Regions from separate parts of the Homo sapiens genome. Here region 1 is linked to region 2. The links are chromatin contacts, found by Hi-C or POLR2A ChIA-PET in ENCODE. All regions are on one chromosome and are shown on one strand. Each heading gives the region's core, a stretch centred on a gene start or an enhancer-like site at or near the end of the contact. The rest is flanking DNA. Distances are from core to core; before and after follow the strand shown.

Region 1 (7,004 bases), core at 998-3,497, 210 kb before region 2:
ACCTGTATTCCCAGCACTTTGGGAGGCTGAGGCGGGTGGATCACCTGAGGTCAGGAGTTTGAGACCAGCCTGGCCAACATGGTGAAATCCCGTCTCTACAAAAAAATTATAAAAATTAGCTGGGCATGGTGGCAGGCACCTGTAATCTCAGCTACTTGGGAGGCTGAGGCAGGAGAATCACTTGAACCCAGAAGGCAGGGGTTGCAGTGAGCCGAGGTCGCCCCATGGCACTCCAGCCTGGGCAACAAGAACAAAACTCCACCTCAAAAAAAAAAAAAAAAAAAAAAGAGGACAGGGACACTGGGAGCACGGACTGCTCGGAGGGCAGGGGTGAGACTAGCACCCATGGACAGAGAACTGATGGCGGGAATCCTCCCCACCCAATGCCACAGGAGGGCTCCAACTTGGGCTGGGTGTGTTTTTCTCCAGGAAGAGCTGCCTCTCCTGTCCTGCCCCCCTCCCATGTCCTTCATGAACCAACACCACAGCAGAGCCACACAGAGGGCACCTCCTTCAGAGGCCCTGCTCCAGCTGAGCTTGGTGGGTGGGGCAAATTCACAGGACGGCCTTCTCCTGAACCAGATCCCCTTCCTGCAGACTTGAACCTAGGGACCTCCCCAGGTTTAGGGTAAGGACAGCTTTCCCCTCAGATTTTGTAGATTGTTCCAGCTGCCTAGCCAGAAACCACATTCTCCAGGCCCCATGTCAGTGCTCAAGCCTGTTTACAGCCCCAAAGATGCCAAGCTCATACTAGGGGACAAATGTTGTGCCAGGTACACAGCAGTTTAAAAGAAAATCCCTGTTCTCACGAGCTCATAGTTAAACACACACACACACACACACACACAAAATAAGCAAGACCATTTCAGAGTATGCTGAGATGAATAAAATAAAAGGGGTAAATGCAAGTGGTGGGGCAGGGACAGGGAGGAGAATGGACATCTCCCTTAGGTCTGGAAGCGTCTTTGAACATGAGACTGAAATAAACCAGCTTCATGCAGTTCTAGGGGAAGGACATTCCAGACAAGGAGGGGCAAATATCACACCTTGAGACAGGAAGGGCTTTGGCAAGCTCAGGTGCAGAGGCTGTGCAGCAGTGGGCTGGCACAGCTCTGGTGCATGGGCAGGAGAGGGAAGTAAGGAGGGGAGGAAGAGCTGTGGGCAAGCATGAGGCAGGGACTAATGGCATCTACACAACTGCCCACAGGTTGTTATCCAACATAAAGTATAAAAGCACAACCGAATATCAACAAAGAGAATAAATGCTTTTTATTCATTTGTAGTTATCAATAAAATGAAAGAAAGACCTAGCATTTTTAAAACTCCACTGTAAAACATAGGTTACCATAAAAATGTATTTAATGGGTTAATATTTCAATATTTATTTTTTAACAGAAAACACTCATCACATGCAAAACCTGTCACTTCACATCTTCAAGTTTCATAAGTTGATAATACCTAATCAAAAAGTACATGTGAAAAGAAAGCTTTTTCATAGTTGAACTTTAAGTCATTCAAAATCATTCAATAAAATGGATGTAGTACTGGCCAGGTGCGGTGGTTCACGCCTGTAATCCCGGCACTTTAGGAGGCTAAGGCAGGAACGAGGTCAGGAGTTCAAGACCAGCCTGACCAACATGGTGAAACCCCATCTCTACTAAAAATACAAAAATTAGCCGGGCGTGGTGGTGTGCACCTGTAATCCCAGCTACTCAGGAGGCTGAAGCAGGAGAATCGCTTGAACCCAGGAGGCGGAGGTTGCAGTGAGCCGAGATCGCATCACTGTACTCCAGTCTGAGTGACACAGTGAGACTCTGTCCCCCCCGCCCCCCGCAAAAAAAAGATGTATGTAGTGCTGACAAAAAAGTTTCATATTTGGCATATTTCTTTTACCCTCCCAAATATTATCAAAAGGTCTGATTCTCTGCGTAACAGAAAAGTGACAAATTTCAGTTGCTACTGTTCGAAAGTTTCATAAATTTAAAAAGCCACATCCTGCTATGCTTTCAAATCATTTCACTGAAACCTAGTTCCTATCAAATATTAAAAATAAATCATACATGTGATCCAGATTCCAGGGGACCAGAACTATAGTGCTTTTAGAAAGTGACTGTTTACAGAGATGACTTACAAAGAAATGCATTTTATAACAACCACACTGGGGGACTGCAACAAGATTACATCTGCACGTGGTGCTGTTTACTAAGACATGAAGAGCTGAAGGAGACTGAGATAGCAGCTCACAGACGGAGGGCAGAAATACACAGGGCTCCCAGGCTGTACCGGCCCAGTTTATGTCCTACTTCCTCTTGATGTTTACAGCTTAGTTTCACTTAAATTTTAAAAAGCCAGATTCTGTTACACAGCCTTAATCCTTACATTTTCATTTCCTCTACATTTTAGAGCCCAAGGAGTAATTTCTGTAATATTTAGGCTAATATGAAATGAGAAACTGGCATTACACAAGTCATGCAGTCTGCTCACTTAACCGAGATCAATGAATTAGGTCTAATTTGCTCCTTTTACTAATAAAGTTAACTTGTAGTAAAAAGCCGCAACTTAATTGAAATTATAAAGTGCAAAAACAGCACAATCCTGCTTTACTTATATATAAATATGCATGCATCACTTTCTACTGTTTTTTCTACTTGCACATTTTAAAATACTTTAGTATTATAAACATCCGTGACCTACATAATAGCAATAATGCTTTAACCGTATAAATGAGACTGTGGAAATTCTATTATTGGCTCTATTTTTAAGGGTTACAATGAAATTATGTACAGTATATAAAGCTTGTCAAACTGAACATGGTCTTAGGCCATTACTACTATTTCATTCCAATTTGGATTTTAATACAATTAACTTACAGATCTGAAATAAAAGCACTGCTTAATGGTTTCAGATGCATTTAAGTTTCAAGGAATCTTTACAGATAATAAATTATAATGAAGAGAACCTACGACTAAAGCTGCTTACATGGATAACAGGAGGAATGACGATTGCAAATGTTATGTTATTGACAATTCTATGAATTAAAACTCATAACCACTTCTAGATTTCTTTAAAACAAGCAAAACTAAATAGCACACACAAGAGTACTTTAATATAACCTTAATGGTCTAACAAACCTTCCAAATGGAAGGAAATACAAAATAAAGTTGACACATCAAATTTAACTTATACTAATATACTTCAGCATTACAAATTTACCAAGTCATTTTGCCAACTATGTGTAGAACCACCTAATATCAAAATATACTATGGTGGGTAAGCTCTGATTCCAGAGGGCTAAAGCCAAGGTTTTCAAAGATCACACGTACCAGCAGCCACACACACAAAGGGTTGCGCGATCCTACGGCTTTATTGACACCTTTCATCATGCTCTTAACACTGATGTTTTCATGGGTTCCTTCCCTGTAATGAAACTGAGTGTAGATAATCAATTTCCATAAAGAAATGTACAGTTAAATTAAGAATATTAAATCTTCCACACATGGGCTCAAATAGGAAGTATTTTGTTTAGTAAAATGAAAATTACTTTTAAAAAATATCTGCAGTGTTTTTGAAATGCAAGGCACCAATAGAGAGCAGACATTCCAGCTGAGTGATTGTCTGGAAAAAAAAAAAATGGAACCGGTCAGTCCTCTGTCCTTGTTAATTAGAATACTTCCTTCTTCGTGTCTATGCAACATCTTCCAGATAATCCGCAACATCACTGAGCTGGGATACAGTCAGATCTTGTGTGAGGTCATCAAGCTTTGTTGTTCAAAAGAAAGAAAATAATTAAGTGTCAGAATGTGAGTAGTCTTAAGTTATTTTAAAAAATCAAAGCCACAATGAGATACCACCTTACTCCTGCAAGAATGGCCATAATCAAAAAATCAAAAAATAATATAAATGTCAGTGAAGATGTGGTGAAAAGGGAACACTTTTACACTGTTGGTGGGAATGTAAACTAGTACAACCACTATGGAAAACAGCGTGGAGATTCCTTAAAGAACTAAAAGTAGAACTACTGTTTGATCCACCAATCCCACTACTGGGTATCTACCCAGAGGAAAAGAAGTCATTATATGAAAAAGATACTTGCACACGCATGTTTACAGCAGCACAATTCCGAATTGCAAAAACATGAAACCCAGCCCAAATGCCCATCAATCAACAACTGGATAAAGACATTGTGGTATATACATACCATGGAATACTACTCAGCCATAAAAAGGAACAAATAGGCCAGGCGCAGTGGCTCATGCCTGCAATCCCAACCCTTTGGGAAGCTGAGGCAGGCGGATCACCTGAGGTCAGGAGTTCAAGACCAGCCTGGCCAACATGGTGAAACCCTGTCTCTACAAAAATACAAAAATTAGCCAGACAATATAGCGGGTGCCTGTAGTCCCAGCTACTTGGGAGGCTGAGGCGGGAGAATCGCTTGAACCCAGGAGGCAGAGGTTGGAGTGAGCCGAAATTGCACCACTGCACTCCAGCTTGGGTGACAGAGCGAGACTCCGACTCAAAAAAAAAAAGTAACAAAATAATGGAATTTGCAGCAACCTGGATGGAACTGGAGACCATTATTCTAAGTGAAGTAACTCAGGAATGGAAAACCAAACATCACATCTTCCCATTAATAAGCAGGAGCTAAGTTATGAGGATGCAATGGCATAAGAATGATACAATGGACTTTGGGGACTCCAGAGAAAGAATGAGAGGAGGGTGAGGGATAAAAGGCTCAAATTGGGCCCGGTGTGTACTGCTAGGGTGATGGGTGCACCAAAATCTCACAAATCACCACTAAAGAACTCATTCATGCAACCAAACACCACCTGTTCCCCCAAAACCTATGGAAATAAGAAATAAAAAACTAAAAATTAAAAAAACTGTTGCTGTAAAGTATTACTTTATACTTCATAAACCAACTCATATTTAAAGCTGTGTTGAGAAGCGATTTGCCTAAAATCATGTCTACTAAGTTAGTACAATCTTTAGAGCCCAATGTTTTATGATTATTCTCAAATATTTCAAGTGAAAATTTAAAATAAAACACATCTTAGCCATTATTCCAATTTAATCTAAGAAACAAATTAGTGAAAAACTGTATTAAACTTCTTTACCTGAGCATAGTCCCAATGTATGATTCTGTTCACAGGAAGTATCACTCTATGAATTGCTAACTCTAAAACCATAATTTACCCACGTTAAATTTCACGAAAATTCATTAAAATGTATAATTTGGAAACGATCCCTTCTTATGTTTTCATATGACGGTATAGAACGTTAAGTTTCTAACATCAAACTCGACATGGTGTGACACACTTTAACACTGTGCCACCTGAAGCCAGATCATGAAGTGAAAACAGAAGGGCAGACAGGACGGCCCATGGAGTCTCAGACTCCCAGCCCCGGGTTCACAAAGTGTTGTAAGAAACGACTCATTTCTACTTCTGTTTAAACTACTTGTAAACTAGAAAGTTAACCTATTAACCAACTTATATCTATTCATTTGTATAAACAACTCATGATAATGGAGAAAGGAAATATTAATAGATATGTAAGCATAATGCAGGCTGGGAAAACATTTCTTAACTAAGGAAAAAACCACGGGTGAATATACAGGCTCCAGAATATAGAACATACAGCTGGGCAGGTCCCACTGACAGCTGAACAAGGACAGAACCCAACCTTCCCAGTCCCACCTAGACTCATTGTTGTGGCAACAGACCAGGGGACAGTCACAGCCACACCCACACACACACTCTTAGGCATCGTCTATGGCTGTCTTCTCCATGCAATGGCAAGGTGGAGTAGTTATGGCCTGCAAAGCCTAAAATATTCACTATATGGCCTTTTAGAGAACAAGTGTGCCAACACCTGGGCCAGGTAATAACGCACAAGAATAGGAACATCTTGTAGAGATGCAACAGTTTCATCCCGAGATACTGTGAGATGCTTTTATTTGTCTGTTCATCTGCCCCCCACATATCCTCTCATTTTGTTATTCTTCGGATATTCAGAAATTTAAGTTGTAAGTAAAATCCTTTTCAACAAATAAGTCCTTGCCCTTTCTCTTGGTCCAAACATAGTCCTGCTGTAAAACTATCTCACAAAGAAAATTATTAGGAATCTTAATTACAGTTCTTATGCATTCAATTCAAATCCAATTTACACAAAAACTGAAAAGTCAGAAAAGCTTGCAGACAGACTGTAAAACAAACTGATACCTTGGAACTGTAATTTTCTCTTCCCATCATTATTACAGAGTGAAATCAGTAAGGTATTCCATCTCGTTTACAAAGTAATTGAGTGTTATATTAATACAAATGCTAAACTACAGACAAGAGTGAATACAGGAAAAATCGTGGACTGAAAACGATCTTAATCTAGATAATTCAGTTATTGGAGATCATTAATTTAGTTTTGCTTTAAGGCAAAGAAAAGACCACAATAATAACCAGAAACTTCCAAGAAGAACAGTTTCATTTAAAGTAGTTACCAAGAAAGAAAACTGAATGAACAAAAGCTAACTAGAAATAAATGGCTATTTAATAAAGCCTTTCCGCCGGGTACAGTGACTCACGCCTGTAATCTCAGCACTTTGAGAGGCCAAGGCGGGGGGATCACAAGAGGCCAGGAGTTTGAGACCAGCCTGGCTAACATAGGTGAAACCCCATCTCTACTCAAAATACAAAAACTAGCCGGGCATGGTGGTACATGCCTGTGGTCCTAGCTACTCAGAAGGCTAAGGTAGAATTGCTTGATCCCAGGAGGCAGAGGCTGCAATGAGCCAAGATCCAGCCATTGCACTCCAGCCTAGGCAACAGAGTGAGACTCTGTCTCAAAAACAAAAACAAAAACAAAAACAAAACTAATAAAGGCGGCTTTCATGCCTCCTTAGTTTTAGAATAAGAACTCAAAGTGACCAACTTAGTTCAAAACTATAAAAATAGATTTTACATCACAAAATAAAAATATCTAAAACGTACATTTTGAGTCTTGAAAGGGAA
Region 2 (6,690 bases), core at 936-3,435:
TTAGTTTCTTTAATTATGAGTGCTTGGAAGTAATAAAATGACATTTAAATATACTTCAGTGATTCATGATCTTCGCTAATTCTGACAATTTCCCCAGTTAGATCAAATTAATGACATTGAACATCAAAAGTAAACATTTAGTAATAAATCTGTCAATTTTCTGGATCTCCTGCATTTCCTAACATTTAAACTGTGGGGCACTGCGACCTCCCAGCATGCTTCTTAAGAGAGGGATTCAGAAAGTTTATTTTCAAGATGGAGTTAGTTTCTCTTGACATGAGCGGACTTACCATAGAGAAAACACCAACAGAATTTCCATTTTTGGCTATTATACTTAAAAGTGTATTGCATTTTTGTCTCTAGAGTAATATCTTGGTGTAGCCAGGGGCAGTATTGCCTGGGGTTCCAAGCCTGGGCTCTGGGGTCTGTCAGAAGTAGATTCAAACTGGATTCAAAATCCAGCTCAGCCTCTGCTATCTGTGCATCTGTGAGTAAATCCAAACATGTGCTGAGAGCCTGGAGCTTCCCCCCCAACTTCCTCAGCACAGCCAATGTGTCCAAATCCCACTCCTCTTATCCTAACTCAGCTCTTCCTCCCAGGCCAGGCAAATTCCAACACCATCAGCCACTTTCTTCCTGTTTACTTCATTAAAAATACTCCCAGGTCACTTTCAAGGCCAAATCAGAAATCTGGTACGCATCTTATATTCTTCCTCGGTCATAACATGCAACCAACTCACTACTGTAGATTATCTATATCTATCTATCTATCTATCTATCTATCTATCTATCTATCTATCTATCATGTATCATCTATACATGTATGTATATATGTATCTATCATCCATATATCTGTGTATCTATTATCTACGTATGTATCTATGTAGCTATCTATCCATCCATCTATTATCTATCATCTGTCTATCTATCCATCCATCATCTATCTATCCATCTATCATCTGTCTATCATCTATGTATATATGTATCTATATATCTATTACCTATGTATGTGTCTACTATCTATCATCTATCTATCTATCATCTATCTATGTATCTATCATCTATCTAGTATGTAATTCTGTTATTGTGTGTATGTATGTAGATGTGGTAAAATACAATTTGTTTAAAAATATTTCCTGTTATAGTTTTTATTCTCAGTTTTGGAATTTCTCTCTGTGGTCTTTTGCTACCGAGCCCAGGCCCAGGGAAGGTGAGGGCAAATGCGGCATGGAAATAGAACAGCACCTGTTCCCTAAGGGAGCGTCTCTCAGTGGGGGCCAAGCCTTCCTCTGTGGGAAGAAGGAGCCTGTGAAGAGGTGCGGACAAGGCAAGAGTGTCTTGGTCCTCACTGCCCTTACAGCTGAAGCTTTCTGTCTGGCAGGGGCAGGGGGGAAGGTGTCATGCTGGTGTAGAAATACACAGAGTGGTTGAAGGAAGGGCAAATTCAAGTTGAAGTAGAGAAGCTCCATAGTCATCATGGCCACGGACCCACTGTGGACCTGAGCAGAAGAGAGATGGCAGGGAGGGTAAGGATCTGAGAAGGGATCCCTGGTGAGGCCTCCGGTCCTGGATGCGTGGAGCAGCCTCTGAGGAACCTGCCTCTGAGCAAGTTTAGTGAGGTGCGCAGGACCAACACCTGCGGAGAGTGGAGGAGGAGGTGGGGGCAGGGAGCAGCTGCATTGTCAGTGTGGATGGCCCAGGAGGGAGGCGCCTCTTCCATCAGGGGTTCTCTCCGTGGATGGACCCAATACCCCCTGCCACTGGAGGGTCTGGGCTCCAGGCCCTCAGAGGTGTGGTTGGCCACATGCGTGGTGAGTCAGGGGTCCAGGGAGGCCTTCGTTGCAGAAGAAACTCCCCAACCACAGCGTGTGACCCAGCCCAAGGGAGAGCCTGGGTCTGGCCAGAGTGCCTAATGGTCAGGGCTCTAGCTTGATAGGGGGGAGCTGGGAAAGAGGAAACAATAATGTCCCAAATCTCAAAGAAAAGGCCTTAAAAATCAACACAGTGCCAGGACGGAAGGCTGTGGCTCTGGGATCCCACACAGCCATGGAGATGACAGCTAAGGCAGTAACACAGGTTTCAGCCCCCGCTTTCAGATCTGGGTCTGAGAGGACTGACGCTTGGTGTGATGAGAAATGTCAGAACCCACAGCAGAAAGCTGTGGGCTCACACGCTAAGGCAGATTTAGAGGGCAGGCCTTACTTCCCTTGCCTCGTAGGAAATTGTCCATGAACTCTGCATGTGTCATTTCTTGTGCATGTATTGGGAGAGATGTTTTATACTTTGTATCAGCGATGAGCTTTTTTTAAAAAGAAATTATAAAAATATAAAATGTACCATCTTAACGGTTTCTAAGTATGTCAGAGGTATTCAGGGCTTTCACATCATTGTACAACCATCACCACCATCCACCTCCAGAATACTTCTCATTTTGCAACACTGAAACTCTCTGCCTGTTAAAAACTAACCAACTCTCTGTTCTCCACTTCCCTCAGCCACTTCCCCAATGAGACAGCAACTGTTCTACTTTCTGTCTCTATAATTTTGACACTCTAGGCACCTCATGTAAGCAGAATCACACAGCATTTGTCTTTTTGCAACTGGTATATTCACTTAGCGTAATGTCCTCAAGGTTATGGGCTCCATGTTGTAGCATGTGTGAAAATTCCTTTTCTTTTCTTTCTTTCTTTCTTTCTTTCTTTTTTTTTTTTTTTTGAAATGGAGTTTTGCTTTTGTTGCCCAGGCTGGAGTGCAATGGTGCGATCTCGGCTCATGCAATCTCCGCCTCCCAGGTTCAAGCGATTCTCCTCCCTTGACCTCTGGAGTAGCTGGGATTACAGGCGCCCACCACTACGCCCAGATAGTTTTTGTATTAAAAATTAAAAATACTAAAAGTAGAGATGAGGTTTCACCATGTTAGCCAGGCTAGTCTTGAACTCTGGACCTCAGGTGATCCACCTGCTTCTGCCTCCCAAAGTTCTGGGATTACAGGCATGAGCCACTGCACCCAGACAAATTCCTTTTCTTCTTAAGGCTGAACGGTGTTCCATTGTAGGTATATACACATCACATTTTGTTCTTCCACTCGTCTGCTGATGGACCATTGGGTTGCTTCCATCTTCAGAGTACTGTGAGTCAAGCTGCTGTGAACATGGGTAGACAAATACCTGTTTAAGTCTCTGCTTTTCAATCTAGCAGGGGAATTGATGGACCATATAATAATTTTTTTTTTTTTTTTTTTTTTTTTTTTTGAGACAGAGTCTCGCTCTGTTGCCCAGGCTGGAGTGCAGTGGCGCGATCTTGGCTCACTGCAAGCTCCGCCTCCAGGTTCACGCCATTCTCCTTCCTTAGCCTCTGGAGTAGCTGGGACTACGGGCGCCCGCCACCATACCCGGCTAATTTTTTGTATATTTAGTAGAGACGGGGTTTCTCTGTGTTAGCCAGGATGGTCTCCATCTCCTGACTTCCTGATCCACCCGCCTCAGCCTCCTAAAGTGCTGGGATTACAGGCGTGAGCCACCGCGCCCGGCCGATAATTCATTTTTAAATGTTTTTGAGGAACCACCGTCCTGTTTTCCACAGCAGCTATACTATTTTACATTTCCACCAGTAGTGCCACAAAGGTTTCAGTTTCTCCACATCCTTGCCATTTGCTATTTTCTGCTTCGTTGATAGCAGCTATACCAATGGGAGTGAAGTGGTGCCTTACTGTGGCTTTAATTTGCATTTCTCTCATGATTCGTGATGTTGAGCGTTTCTCCGTGTGCTTATTGGTCACCTGTAGTCTTCTGTGGAGAAATGTTTGTTCAAGTCGTTTGCTATTTTTTAATTGGGTTATTTGGTTTTTTATTGTTATTGAGGTTATTAAGTTGTAGGAGGTTTTTATACATTCCAGATATTAACCCCTTATCTGATATATGATTTGCAAATATTTTCTCCCATTCTGTGGGTTGTTGTTTCATCTTGTTAATTGTGTCTTTTGATGTACAAAAGTTTTACATTTTGATGACGTCTGATTTATCTATTTTTTGTTGTTGTTGCCTGTGCCTTTGACGTCATATCCAAGAAATCATTACCCGATCTGATGTGATAAAGCTTTTCTCATCTTTTCTTCTAAGAGTGTTATAGTTGTAGGTCTTACATTTAGGTCTTTCATCTATCTTTAGTCAATTTTTGTGTATGATATAGAGTATGTCCAACTGTATTCTTTTGCATCTTGATATCCAGTTTTCACAAGACAATTTGATGAGTCAGTGATACCACTTTTAAGGCACACTGAATACATTTATATCTCAAGCTCTGTTAGATTTTTATGTGATAAATTTATTCCCATAGATAAAGTACTTGCTCTACTTCTACCCTAGAAATATTAAGAGCAAAAGAATTCTGGAAGGAAGGGTGAAGGAAAGGGCAGATACGGCATGAGCCCAACGTGGTTTGTCATTTAGCACTGGGGACTGGCGTGGCAGTCTTGCCTGAATTCTGTCCCCACAGGAAGGTGGCGGGTGTGGAGTTGGGGAGGAAGGGGAAAGGAGGGCAGGTCTTTCAGAAGAGGCTCTGCAGGTGACAGGTTCACCTTCCGGGCCATTCTGACCACTGGGCTCTGATTCTGTGCTCACTTTGTGGCCATCAGAGGACTCCCTGAGGCCACAGCACTGTGCTGAAGCTGGGAGGGAACAGGTGGGATGCCCATGCCCCATGCTGACCCTGAGGTGTAATTGTCTCCATCATGAGATCTCATCCATGGGTTTGTACTTACTTTTTCCTCCAGCATGTTTCTGTGGTTTGATGTAGCAAATTCTGTCAGGTACCTGCAGCTGATTGCCATCTCTTCTAACAGAATATATGTGTATTTACAGATGTATGTTTACACCCAATCTACATTCCAAGAGGAAGTTGAGGCACCTTATTAATTTAAAATGCTTCTCACACAATAGACTGAAACTAAAAACCCGATTAAGGGTACAGAACAATGAAGGCAGAGCATAAAACAAGAGATCAAAGTGCACCAGCCTATCCTTACAGTTTGCTTTCACATTTTGTGTTGAAATTGTTATATTTAAGATACGCAGTGTGAGGTTTTGATGTCCATACACATCGTATTCTGATTACAACAGACAGTCTAATTCACTTCCCATCTCTTCACACAGTTACCTTGTTTTTGGTGGTGGGAACACTTGAGATGGACTCTCAGCAAATTTTCAGTACGCAACAGAATGTTAATAACCGTGTTCTCCATGCTGTGTGTTAGATGTTGCCAACCTTAATAACAGACAGTGGCTCTCTAAAAGAAAATGTTTATTTGCGAGTAGAGCATTGCAATGGGAATACATGTGCCATAGTAAACTATGTATATATTCAGGAGATAAAGACAGAGGTGTTTAAAGAAAAAAATGAGGAGGATTACATAATTGTTTTGCAATAATTATTCTTGGCCACAAGATCAATAACAAGGCTGAACGGTGTTCCATTGTAGATATATACACATCACGTTTTGTTCCTACAGTCCGAGGTTGGACAGGCAGTTTCGGGGCAGGTGTCCTTCCAGAAGCATTTTTTTTTTTTTTTTTTTTTTTTTTTTTTTGTATAAGGTTGTGATGGCCTTTGTGCAAGGTTGTGGTTTTTGTAAAGTCTTTTTCATTATCAGGTGTACAAGCCTGAGAACCTTTTCTTCTTGGCCTTCCCCAGCTCTATTTGTCAAGGTTTTCTTAACTTTAGTGACTCCATTTTTATTCTGACAACTTTAACAACCTTTACAACTTATCATCCTACATAACTAACACTTTGTGCTCTTTGACCAAGGTCTCCCCATACCCCCACCTCCCTACCCTTACTAACCACAATTCTACTCTCTGCTTCTATGTTAAAGGTAGGCTTGGAATTCAACCCTGACCTTTCTAGAGGCTTCAGTAAAATGAGAAACATAATCAGTTATATAATTCATAGCATCTGCACATTAAAACACAAGAAATATAGCCTTTCTGAGAACTATGGTCTGAGGTTAATTATTCCTGTATCTTCCCATGAAGAGTACCCTCAATAATCCAGTAGACCAAGCCCTATACTAAATCTAGTACTGAATTTCATATATGTCCCTCTTATAGGGTCCATAAATGTAAACAGAGAGTATAATGGCAAAATCGAGGTCAATGAAGACAGTTTTATGGGATGTGAGGCAACGTGGTACCCTAGCTATGGTAAGCCTAGCTTAATTCAGGGGACAATTTTATAATCCGTAGAAAAGCGCATCTTTCTGGCAATCTTTTGTAACAGTGATTTACCCAACTAATCTTTTGTAAGAGCCAAATCTCAGAGTTGTCTGCAAGGAGGTGTGTGGGAGATTCTCCCTTGAATTGCACACATACCAAGCAGCGCTGTGGATGACTTGAATCTGATTTAGGTCATCCCAGGACATGGCCCAGACTTTTTGAGTCCTACAGTGTGAGCAAAGTGCTCAGGACGTCCTAGGAAAAAGGAAAGGGCTCTTTCAATTGATTGTGTGTGAGAGAAGAGAACATTTTAAAAACAGCTAAGGTGTGGCAATGGGAAACGTATCTTTCTACTTTTCCACTTTCTCAGAACAAATGAAAAACATCCTATCAAGTTTTAGATGTAAAATATAAACTACATATGAACATAGAGTTTAATGGGAGGACAAAGAAAAATGTGTGAAAAATATATCACATGCTT

The links. Hi-C counts contacts between places; a loop is a spot of excess contacts on that map. ChIA-PET counts read pairs that join two places held with the same protein, here RNA polymerase II (POLR2A). Pooled maps may share reads with other maps.
Region 1: a map with no recorded cell type shows a loop between it and region 2 (9-fold over the local background). The contact joins two enhancer-like sites. A Hi-C loop is called at or near these places in 9 of 37 single-sample maps with no recorded cell type and 10 of 50 pooled maps. POLR2A ChIA-PET finds 5 or more read pairs at or near these places in 1 of 52 experiments (GM10248).

The regions. Positions count from the first base shown.
Region 1 is chr6:167,036,659-167,043,662 of GRCh38, reverse strand. It overlaps CEP43 (centrosomal protein 43), which reads right to left. Exons shown (of 13, transcript NM_007045.4): 13 at 1-3,759. The coding sequence ends at 3,685. Among named protein-coding and RNA genes, the nearest start is that of CEP43, 41 kb to the right of the region's middle. Within about 2 kb of position 2,247, at least 6 of the 41 ENCODE cell types and tissues checked have a DNase peak (open chromatin) inside an H3K27ac peak, as active enhancers do.
Region 2 is chr6:166,826,151-166,832,840 of GRCh38, reverse strand. It overlaps a transcript of RPS6KA2 not described here. Among named protein-coding and RNA genes, the nearest start is that of RPS6KA2-AS1, 74 kb to the left of the region's middle. Within about 2 kb of position 2,185, at least 2 of the 41 ENCODE cell types and tissues checked have a DNase peak (open chromatin) inside an H3K27ac peak, as active enhancers do.